Regions from separate parts of the Homo sapiens genome. Here region 1 is linked to region 2. A link is a loop called in an ENCODE intact Hi-C map of the cell type or tissue named here. Cell type or tissue: heart right ventricle. All regions are shown on one strand.

Region 1 (5,000 bases), 52 kb before region 2:
TTTTTTTTTTGAGACAGATTCTTACTTTGACCCCCAGGCTGGAGTGCAGTGGCACGATCTTGGTTCACCACAATCTCGTCTCGAAGGCTCAGGTGATTCTCTCACCTCAGCCGCCTGAGTAGCTGGGACCACAGGTGAGTACCACCACACCTGCCTAATTTTTGTATTTTTTGAGGAGGTGAGATTTCACCATGATGCCCAGACTCGTCTCAAACTCCTAGGCTCAAGTGATCTGCCTGCCTCAGCCTCCCAAAGTGCTGGGATTACAGGCATGAGCCACCAAACCCGGCCCAGCCTTCACTTTTATCTAACAAATTTCTTCTAAATGTCTTCACACCTCAGTCATCTCATTCCTTCTGTCACCTGCAATAACATCCACCTTATCTGTTCAGAGTTACTAGCACCCACTGAGACTTGTAATTCCAAGCCTTTAGTATAGGATGGATTTTTGTAGGAAAGGAAAATAAGGCTGTGATAGTCTGCTTCTACATATTGTATATATCCTTGATGACTTCAAAATAGTTTATGAATTTACTGATTGTTTTAAATTTTATTTTATTTTAATAATTTTCCAATAATGATGCAAGGTATTTGTTGACTGTATTTAAAATTTTTATTTAAAAAAAATAATTTTCAAATAATGATGCAAAGTATTTGTTGATTGTACTGATTTTTTACAATTTTGTTTTAAATAATAATTTTCAAATAGTGATATCGGTTATTTGTTGATTATATTGATCTTTTTGAACAATTCTTAATCTTGATTATTCATAATCTTTATTTCAAAGTTCACGCTCCTTCTTTATTATTTCCCTTATTGAGACCTATAATCCATTCACCTTTTTACTTCGTTCCTATCAATGCGATCCCTGCCACCCTCATTCCCTGACCTATTTGTCTTAGAATGCATAGTCCAGATTTCAGTTACTTCTGTGATAAAATCCTACCCTTTCCCCCGACTACCTTTTTAATTTGAAGGAGGATGGCTTTTAAAAAATGTTGTAATAATTCAGAATTCCAGAAGTGCAAAGACAAGAAAACAACAAAAATTTATGTCCCACCCACCTCTGAGATGTATTTGGTACAGGTGCTTTTTCTTCTGAACTTACAGCATTGTATGTACAGTTAAAGGCTTAATTCTCCAATCTCATTATTTTCCATCCTTATTGTAACCTCTGTAAAAAATAAGTGCATCTTTATTCACTATGCTTTTCTCCTTTTACTAAACATAAACGTATTTATTACAGTTTTTAAAATATTTTAATCTAAATGCTATTCTATTGTATATTATTTTTTGCAAACCTGCTTTTTAAATTTATCATCATGCTTTGAGAGTTTATTTATACTTGAAGATATGATTTACTTATTTTGTCTGCTGTATTAATCTTCCATTGTAAGTTGTTTGTTTCCCATGTCAAATATCTTTCTTGTTCTTTATAATGTCTGTTTCAAACTGTCTCCATTCTATTATTAAAATGTTTTTGTCAGCTGGGCATTGTGGCTCATGCCTATAATCCCTAGCACTTTGGGAGGCCAAGGCAGGAGGATTGCTTGAGCCCAGGAGTTTGAGACCAGCCTGGGCAACATGGGGAGACCCCCATCTCTACAAAAAAAAAAATTTTTAAAGAATTAGCTGGGTATAGTGGCTGTGCGCCTGTAGTCCCAGCTACTCAGGAGGCTGAGGTGGGAGGATCACTTGAGCCCCAGAGTTTGAGGCTGCAGTGAGCTGTGACTGCACTCCAGCCTGGATGACAGAGTGAGACCCCATCTCACACGCAAAAAATATTTTTGTCCTGTTTTTATACCAAGTGCCTCTGTCTCAGGGGGTGACTTTATTTCCTACCTCAAAGAGAAAAGTGAAGCTATCAGAAGGGGACTCTTTCAGCTTCCTCCCACCAAAGCGATAAGCCTACCTTTGCCCATGCCTATTATCTCCATTTCTCCTCCTCCTGACCTTCTTCTGCATCCTGGATCACATTCCTTCCTTACCTCTCTTTTCAGGGCTTTCACTGTCTCAATCATCCCAACTTCCTTCTACCTCTTTAAATTTTCACTTCCCTACTGGCTTCTTCCCATCTAAATATGTTCAGTTCAGGCCTTTCCCATCTTAATAAGATTCTTTAACTTCCTCTTTTCCTCCAGCTACATTTCTTTTTACCTCTCCCCTTTATAGCTTCATATAGTGAACAAGTTGTGCGTATTTGATGATACTATTTCCTTACCTCCCATTTATTCGTTGACTCATTGTGAAATGGACAATTAATATAGATTCCTTTACTAAACACCTGTGAACCAAAATATAGTGTTAAATACTTATTGAGAATTATTCTCAATTAATCCTCATAATAACAGGCATATTAAGGTGGATGCACCATGTTTTATAGGTAAGAAAACAGAGTTAGAAAGATTAAATATCTAGGTTAATGTTATAATACTTTTAATGACAAGTGGAATTCAAGCCATCTCCATGAACTCTGGTCTGTAAGACCTTAGCCTCTGGTTTATTGCCTCCTGGTGCCCACTGCCCAGGTGTCTGAACAGCATTTTTCAAAGTCACCAATAACCTTAATTTTACTAAACCTAATAACACTTTTGAGTCATCACCTAGCTGTACCTGTCAGCAGTATTAGACACCTTGGCTCTGTCACACCCCACCTTTGCAGCCTCAGTTTTTCATTATGCCATAGATCTGAGACCTCTGTGCAGGTGACTTTGTTCTGGGCTTCCTTAATACCATATGCCCTTGGTTTTTCTCCTACCTCTGGTTTTTCACAGTCAGTCCTTTCTGAAGTCTCCTTTTCAATGTTGTTTTCTTTTACTCATCCCCTAAAGTTGGTGTTCACTGGAACATCAACAACCTAAACTGAGATAGTCTCATGCCATTGTACACATGCCCTTCATGCGCTCCACTGCTTCCATTCTTCAATGCTGATAACTTCACCTGGCCAATTCCAATGCATCCTTCAGGTCTTTAAATGTCACCTTTGCCTTGGAAGTCTTTTTGAACCATCATCTTCAGATTAGTTTAGATACCCCTTTAGTATATTTTTCCTCTCATAGCCCATATCATATATGATGTTAAATGCTAATTTCATTAGCACCCTTCCTTGCCAGCCATTCTTCTCCTAAAGAGAAGGGATTGCTCCTGTCTTGCTTGCTAGTCTATTGTCTTCTCTCAGCACATATTAGACACAAAATAAATACCCTTTTAATAAATGAATTGCATGCATGTAACACTTCATTTCTTCTAATAGTTTCAGCTGTGAGTTCAACATGGAGGCAAATCAGTGCCCCCTGGTTGTGGAACCATCTTACCCAGACCTGGTCATCAATGTAGGAGAAGTGACTCTTGGAGAAGAAAACAGAAAAAAGCTGCAGAAAATTCAGAGAGACCAAGAGAAGGAGAGAGTTATGCGGGCTGCATGTGCTTTATTAAACTCAGGAGGAGGAGTGATTCGAATGGCCAAGAAGGTTGAGCATCCCGTGGAGATGGGACTGGATTTAGAACAGTCTTTGAGAGAGCTTATTCAGTCTTCAGATCTGCAGGCTTTCTTTGAGACCAAGCAACAAGGAAGGTGTTTTTACATTTTTGTTAAATCTTGGAGCAGTGGCCCTTTCCCTGAAGATCGCTCTGTCAAGCCCCGCCTTTGCAGCCTCAGTTCTTCATTATACCGTAGATCTGAGACCTCTGTGCGTTCCATGGACTCAAGAGAGGCATTCTGTTTCCTGAAGACCAAAAGGAAGCCAAAAATCTTGGAAGAAGGACCTTTTCACAAAATTCACAAGGGTGTATACCAAGAGCTCCCTAACTCGGATCCTGCTGACCCAAACTCGGATCCTGCTGACCTAATTTTCCAAAAAGACTATCTTGAATATGGTGAAATCCTGCCTTTTCCTGAGTCTCAGTTAGTAGAGTTTAAACAGTTCTCTACAAAACACTTCCAAGAATATGTAAAAAGGACAATTCCAGAATACGTCCCTGCATTTGCAAACACTGGAGGAGGCTATCTTTTTATTGGAGTGGATGATAAGAGTAGGGAAGTCCTGGGATGTGCAAAAGAAAATGTTGACCCTGACTCTTTGAGAAGGAAAATAGAACAAGCCATATACAAACTACCTTGTGTTCATTTTTGCCAACCCCAACGCCCGATAACCTTCACACTCAAAATTGTGAATGTGTTAAAAAGGGGAGAGCTCTATGGCTATGCTTGCATGATCAGAGTAAATCCCTTCTGCTGTGCAGTGTTCTCAGAAGCTCCCAATTCATGGATAGTGGAGGACAAGTACGTCTGCAGCCTGACAACCGAGAAATGGGTAGGCATGATGACAGACACAGATCCAGGTAAGAGGGAGAAAGCTCCTCCCTCCCTGTCCTTTCTACATCCTTGGGACCTCCCATATTAAATTTTCCTTTGCTGCCTATGACTTTGAACATCTTACATCCACTGAACACTTTATTTTGAATCCCCAAGTATTCTACTTTTCATACATGAGAAAATTTTGTTGGGTGATTAGAAACCTAACTCACATGTCTATAAATGGCCAATTTTCTACATTAGTAACTGAACAGAAAATTATTTGAGAATGGCCACCCTTGCAATGGTGTACTGGAATGGCTCTTACTGGCTTTAGAATCAATTATTAAATTTTCAGGAATTTTTGAGCTAGTTGTTAAACATAGTTATTACTAAAAATTAGATTGTATATACTTGCACCTAAATAAATCGTATCAGAAACAAATGTAATAAATTCAAACTCACCACTTCCTAATTATTTGCTACATTTCACTATTATCTTTGCTTGAGAGATTATTTACATCTATTGTATCTGTGTGGTGGGAATACTATAAAATGGAGTGCTACTGTGCATGGCTTTCCAACTCTGTATTTAGTGATAATCCATTAGGAGCTTGAAATTGTCCATGGCAGGAAGATTTATAAAACAGAAACTGGCAGTTGGCTATGAACGAGGGATCTCTTCTCAACTAGATCTGTTTATTA
Region 2 (5,000 bases):
GTAGAAGCAGCTAGTGCCTGCCTCTCTCTCAGAGAGGAACACAAAGTAGTGAGTAAATACTAACTCTACAAGTGAATAGGCTGAGATCATGCTAGGATTTTCTTCAAGGAAGTGATGGGACCCACAGAGAACAGAGAGAGAGGCAGAGCTGGAGCAGGGAGAAGCTCCCTAAGGCAGAGAAAGAGTCCCTGGGGAATCTACACTTAGGTCTTTGCAATTCAGGGTATGGGAGAGTCCCTTGACCAACCCCCACCCCACTGTGTAGGCCTCCAGACCTACAGAGGGTCTATGCAGAGGCACACTCAAGCCCACGTGGAACCCCTGGGCCTTTGATCCCCATGCAGCCCTGCCAACAAGTGGGACCAGCCTCTTCTGCACAACCCTAGGTTGTGGTGCAGCTGTGGTGCTGAGGAGAGGCCAAACTGCACACTGCACAACATCTCCATCCCCACTGCTCCTCACCAGACAGGGTCCCAGGCCTGGGCTCCTAGCACAGCTGCCCTGACCCCGCCTGAACACTGTGGCTCGTAATGGCTTGTAATGGGGATCAAGTTCCCCAGAGGTAACTGACAAGCCCTCCACAGTCGCCACTGCCGCTGCCTCCGCTTTTGCTGCCCTCAGGCCAAGGAGGGAACAAGAAGACTGGACACATTTGTGTGTACCTCCAGCATGGATGTCACAGCCAAGATACGGAGGAACAATGGACAGACTGCACACACCGGGCAACTCTCTGCATACACTATGAGGCTCACCACCTTCTGGCACCCAGTGCACCCGCCCCATTCCTGCCCGAACACCGCGGTGGAGACTTGGTGTTCCTCTGCGTGCAGGACTCATTGAGGTAGCTGACAGGCCCTTTTCGATCTCTGTTGCCTTTGCCTCCCCCTCCACCCCTGTTGCCCCCGGGTCTGGGAGGGAACAAGGAGGCTGGACACCTTCCTGTGCCTTCAGCACTGATGTCTCAGCTGAGATAAGAAGGAGGAGACTGTGTAACCGAGGACTCCCCGCGTCTGCTGTCCCCTGCCAAATCGGGCTCGCTGGCTTCCGGCCCACAACGGCCTTCCTGCCCCTTCCTGAAATTATGGCCATGGCTCGGTTCCTTTGAGAGCCCAATTCCCTGAGGCCAGCAACAAGCTTTTTGGCTCCATCCCTACCACCCCCAGGCCAGCGTGGGAAGAGGAGGCTTTGCACCTTTGTGTGCCCGCAGCAGTGAAATCCAGCATTGCTTGCGTGGGAGGGAAGTGCAAGAGTGCCCCGTCCCCACTGCCCCAGCTGAGGGGTCCTGCCCTCCCCGGTGAAAGACCCACAGCACAGCCACCCTGCCCCATGTAAACATTTTCAGCTGCAGCCCAGAGCCCTTCTGAAAACCCAACCCCCCAAGCTTTTGATCTTCCTTGGGATTCCACCGCCCAAGTGCTCTGCCTGCCCTCACCTGAGAGTTCAGCGGTGACCGACCCGGGAGACTAGCCCACTCCTCGTCATCACAGCCCGTACCTGAAGTCTGGGCTAGCCTGACCCTGGTCCAGCCCATTCCGGACTCATATACACTGTCCCAGCAGGCCGTCTGGGGTCCTGGAAACGGGGAACTACCTATCCCATTCCAACTCTGCTGCCACCCGATAACTTCCACCGGGGCCGAGGTCAGGTGGACCCAATCAGCGGACACCACCATAACCAACCATGTAAGGGTTTGGGGTGGAGCTCTCCCCGCCCCACCCTTCACATGAAGCAGCAGTGCTACCACATCAGAAAACAGAGGAGCCACAAAGCTATCTCTATTGGGCTGAGTTACAAAGTTTTGCCCCCAAACCACTCCCACGGAGACTCACAAAACAGTTTCCTGTGGCTCTCAACCACGTAGGGGTCCAGAGATTGGCTATGTGTGTCTGAACTAGGAGTCACCAACCCCGCCCAGAACAGGGGTGTGATAGGCAAACAGATCATGTTCCTGCCTATGTAGGATGGGGAGCCAGTACAGCCCCCTAACCTCCTCACCCCAAAGACACCTCAGCGCATTTCACCGGGAGCCACCCACCCACTGTCATCAGGGCTGGTGCCTGCACTCACTACTGGGGCCTTCTTAGGCAAGCTAGGGGCTCCAGCTACCCTCCAAGAACAGGAAAGCTTAGGGTAGGGGGCTCTCCACTGCCCAGCCCACCTCCTGAGACAATAGAGAGAACTTCACAGTAAACAAAGATCAGTTACATACTCCTCTGCTTGTGCCGCAGCTGACAATTACCCTTAAGCGCCATCTACTGGCCTGTAGATCAAATATCACAGCCCAGTGTAAAACCTGCCAACAGAAGTGCATAGGGTTACAGAAGCAAAGCCAGAAGGCCCTACTCAACATACTCTGTAGCTATACCCTGCTAGAGATGGGGTGGGGGAGAAAGGCAAAGAAAAAAAATTCTTTCCACATTAAATTAATTACAAAAATTAGAAGTGCTAGCCTCTCCAGATAAGAAGGAAACAGTGTAAGAATTCCAGCACCATGAAAAATCTGAATGTTGTGACACCACCAAAAGATTACACTAGCTCTCCACCAATGGACCCTAACAAAAAAGGAAGCTCAGAAATGACAGAGAATTCAAAGCATGGATTGCAAGGCAGCTCAACGAGATCCAAGACAAGGCTGAAAATCGACGCAAGGAAACTACTAAAGCAATCCAGAAAATGAAGGAAGAGATAAGCATCTTTTTAAAACTTATCAGATCTTCAGAAATTGAAAAACTCACTTACAGAATTTCAAAATACTATTGAAATCTCTATCAACAGACTAGATCAAGCACAAGGAAGAATTTCAGAGCATGAAGACCAATATTTCTAACTAACTCAGTCACACAGAAATAAAGAATTGTTTAAAAATGAGTAAAATTTTTTAGAAACATAGGATTATGTTAAGCAACCAAATCTACAAAAGATTGGAATTCCTGAGAGAAGAAGAAAAAGTAAACAGCTGGAAAACTTATTTGAAGGAATAATTCAAAAATGTTTTCCTAATCTTGTTAGAGAGGTAGACATCCAAACACAATAAACCTGGAGAACACCTGCAAGATACTATACAAGACAAATGTCACCAAGGCACATAGTCACCAGAGTATCCAAAGTCAATACTAAAGAAAAAATGTTAAACGACACCTAGAGAAAAATGTCAGATCACTTACAAGGGAACCCCATTAGGCTAACAATGGACTTCTCAGCAGAAACCTTACAAATGAGAAGAGATTGAGTACTTATTTTCAGTATTCTCAAATAAAAGGAAGTCCAACCAGGAATTTGATGTCTTCCCAAACTAAGCTTCATAAACAAAGAAGAAATAAAATATTTTCCAGGCAAGCAATTGTTAAAGGACCTTATTTTTTACCACTAGACTAGCATTACGAGATATCCTAAGAGAGTTTTAAATATGGAAATGAAAGAATGATGCCTGCTACCACAAAAGCACACTTAAGTATTATACATAGTTCACAGACCTTATAAAGCAACTACACAAATCGGGACTACAAAGAAACCAGCTAACAACATCACAACAGGATTAAAAACCTCACATATAAATATTAACGTTGAATGTAAATGGTCTAAATGTTCCACTTAAAAGGCACAGAGTGGAAATTGGACAAAGAGGAGCTAGAGAAAGAGATAGGGGTAAAAAGTTTATTCAAAGGGATAATAACAGAGAACATCCCAAACCCAGAGAAAGAAATCAATATCCAATTACAAGAAGGTTATAGAACACAAAGCAGATTTAACCTAAAGAAGACTACTTCAAGGCACGTAATAATCAAATTTCCAAAGCTCAAGGTTAAAGAAAAGCTCCCAAAAGCAGCAAAAGAAAAGAAAAAAATAATATGCAATGGAATCCCAATAAGTGTGGCAGCAGACATTTCAACCTTACAGGCCAGGAGAGAGCTGGCATGACATATTTAAAGTGCTGAAGGAAAAAAACACCCACCCTAGAATAGTATATCAGGTGAAAAATCCTTCAAACATGAAGGAGAAATAAGACTTTCCGAGACATACAGAAACAGGGATTTCATAAACGCCAGACCAGTCCTACAAGAGATGTGAAAGGCAGTACTTCAATCAGAAATAAAGACATTAATGAATGAGAAAAAATAATCTGAAGGTACAAATCTCATTGGCAATAGAAAGTACACAGAAAAACACAGAATAGTATAGCACTGTAACTGTGCCGTGTAAACTACTCTTATCTTAAATAGAAAGATTAAATGATAAACAAATATAGTAAAAACCAACTTTTCAAGACATAGTCAGTACAATAAGATGAATAAAAACAACAAAAAGTTAATTTTTTTTGAGACAGGGTCTTGCTCTTTCACCCAGGCTGGAGTGCACCGGTGTGATCTTGGCTCACTGAAACCTCTGTTTCTCAGGCTCAAGTGATCCTCCCACCTCAGCCTCCTGACTAGCTGGGACTACAGGCATGCACCACCATACCTGAGTGGTTTTTCTATTTTAAATAGAGATGAGGTTTTGCCATGTTGCCCAGGCTGGTCTCAAACTCCTGGGCTCAAGCAATCTGCCCATCTAGGCCTCTGAAAGTTCTGGAATTATAAACATGAGCCACTGCACCTGGCCAAAAGTTTTGTCTTGTAATCTATTTTGTCTGACACAAGTATAGCTACTCCTGCTCTTTTTTGGTTTCCATTAGCATAGAATATCTTTTTCCATCCCTTTATTTTCGGCCTATGTGTATCTGTATGGGTGAAACATGTTTCTTATAGGCAACAGATCATTGAGTCTTGCTTTTTATTTATTTATTTATTTATTATATATTTATTTATTTTATTATACTTTAAGTTCTGGGATACATGTGCAGAATGTGGAGTTTTGTTACATAGGTATACATGTGCCATGGTGGTTTGCTGCACCCATCAACCCATCACCTACATTAGGTACTTCTACTAATGCTATCCCTCCCCTATGCCCCCACCCCCTGACAGGCCCTGGTGTGTGATGTTCCCCTCCCTGTGTCCATG

Evidence for each region. Hi-C counts contacts between places; a loop is a spot of excess contacts. Peaks named below come from ENCODE experiments on the same cell type or tissue, not always from the same donor. Only the 100,000 strongest peaks of a DNase experiment are listed, where the experiment ranks them.
Region 1: it touches region 2 in a loop (2.2-fold over the local background); 30 of 110 quality-filtered maps call a loop at or near these places.

The regions. Positions count from the first base shown.
Region 1 is chr17:35,362,081-35,367,080 of GRCh38, reverse strand. It overlaps SLFN11 (schlafen family member 11), which reads left to right. Exons shown (of 7, transcript NM_001376007.1): 3 at 18-134; 4 at 3,255-4,342. The coding sequence starts at 3,274. Among named protein-coding and RNA genes, the nearest start is that of SLFN11, 9.0 kb to the left of the region's middle. In heart right ventricle, no CTCF peak of the experiment used is centred here; no DNase peak of the experiment used is centred here; H3K27me3 peaks cover 366 bases.
Region 2 is chr17:35,310,139-35,315,138 of GRCh38, reverse strand. No RefSeq gene overlaps it. Among named protein-coding and RNA genes, the nearest start is that of SLFN11, 61 kb to the left of the region's middle. RefSeq lists enhancers at 1-451, 1,113-1,772, 2,951-3,452. In heart right ventricle, CTCF peaks have their summits at 2,056 and 2,257 (motif pointing left); DNase peaks (open chromatin) are centred at 948, 1,458, 1,628 and 2,128; H3K4me3 peaks cover 2,321 bases; H3K27ac peaks cover 2,740 bases.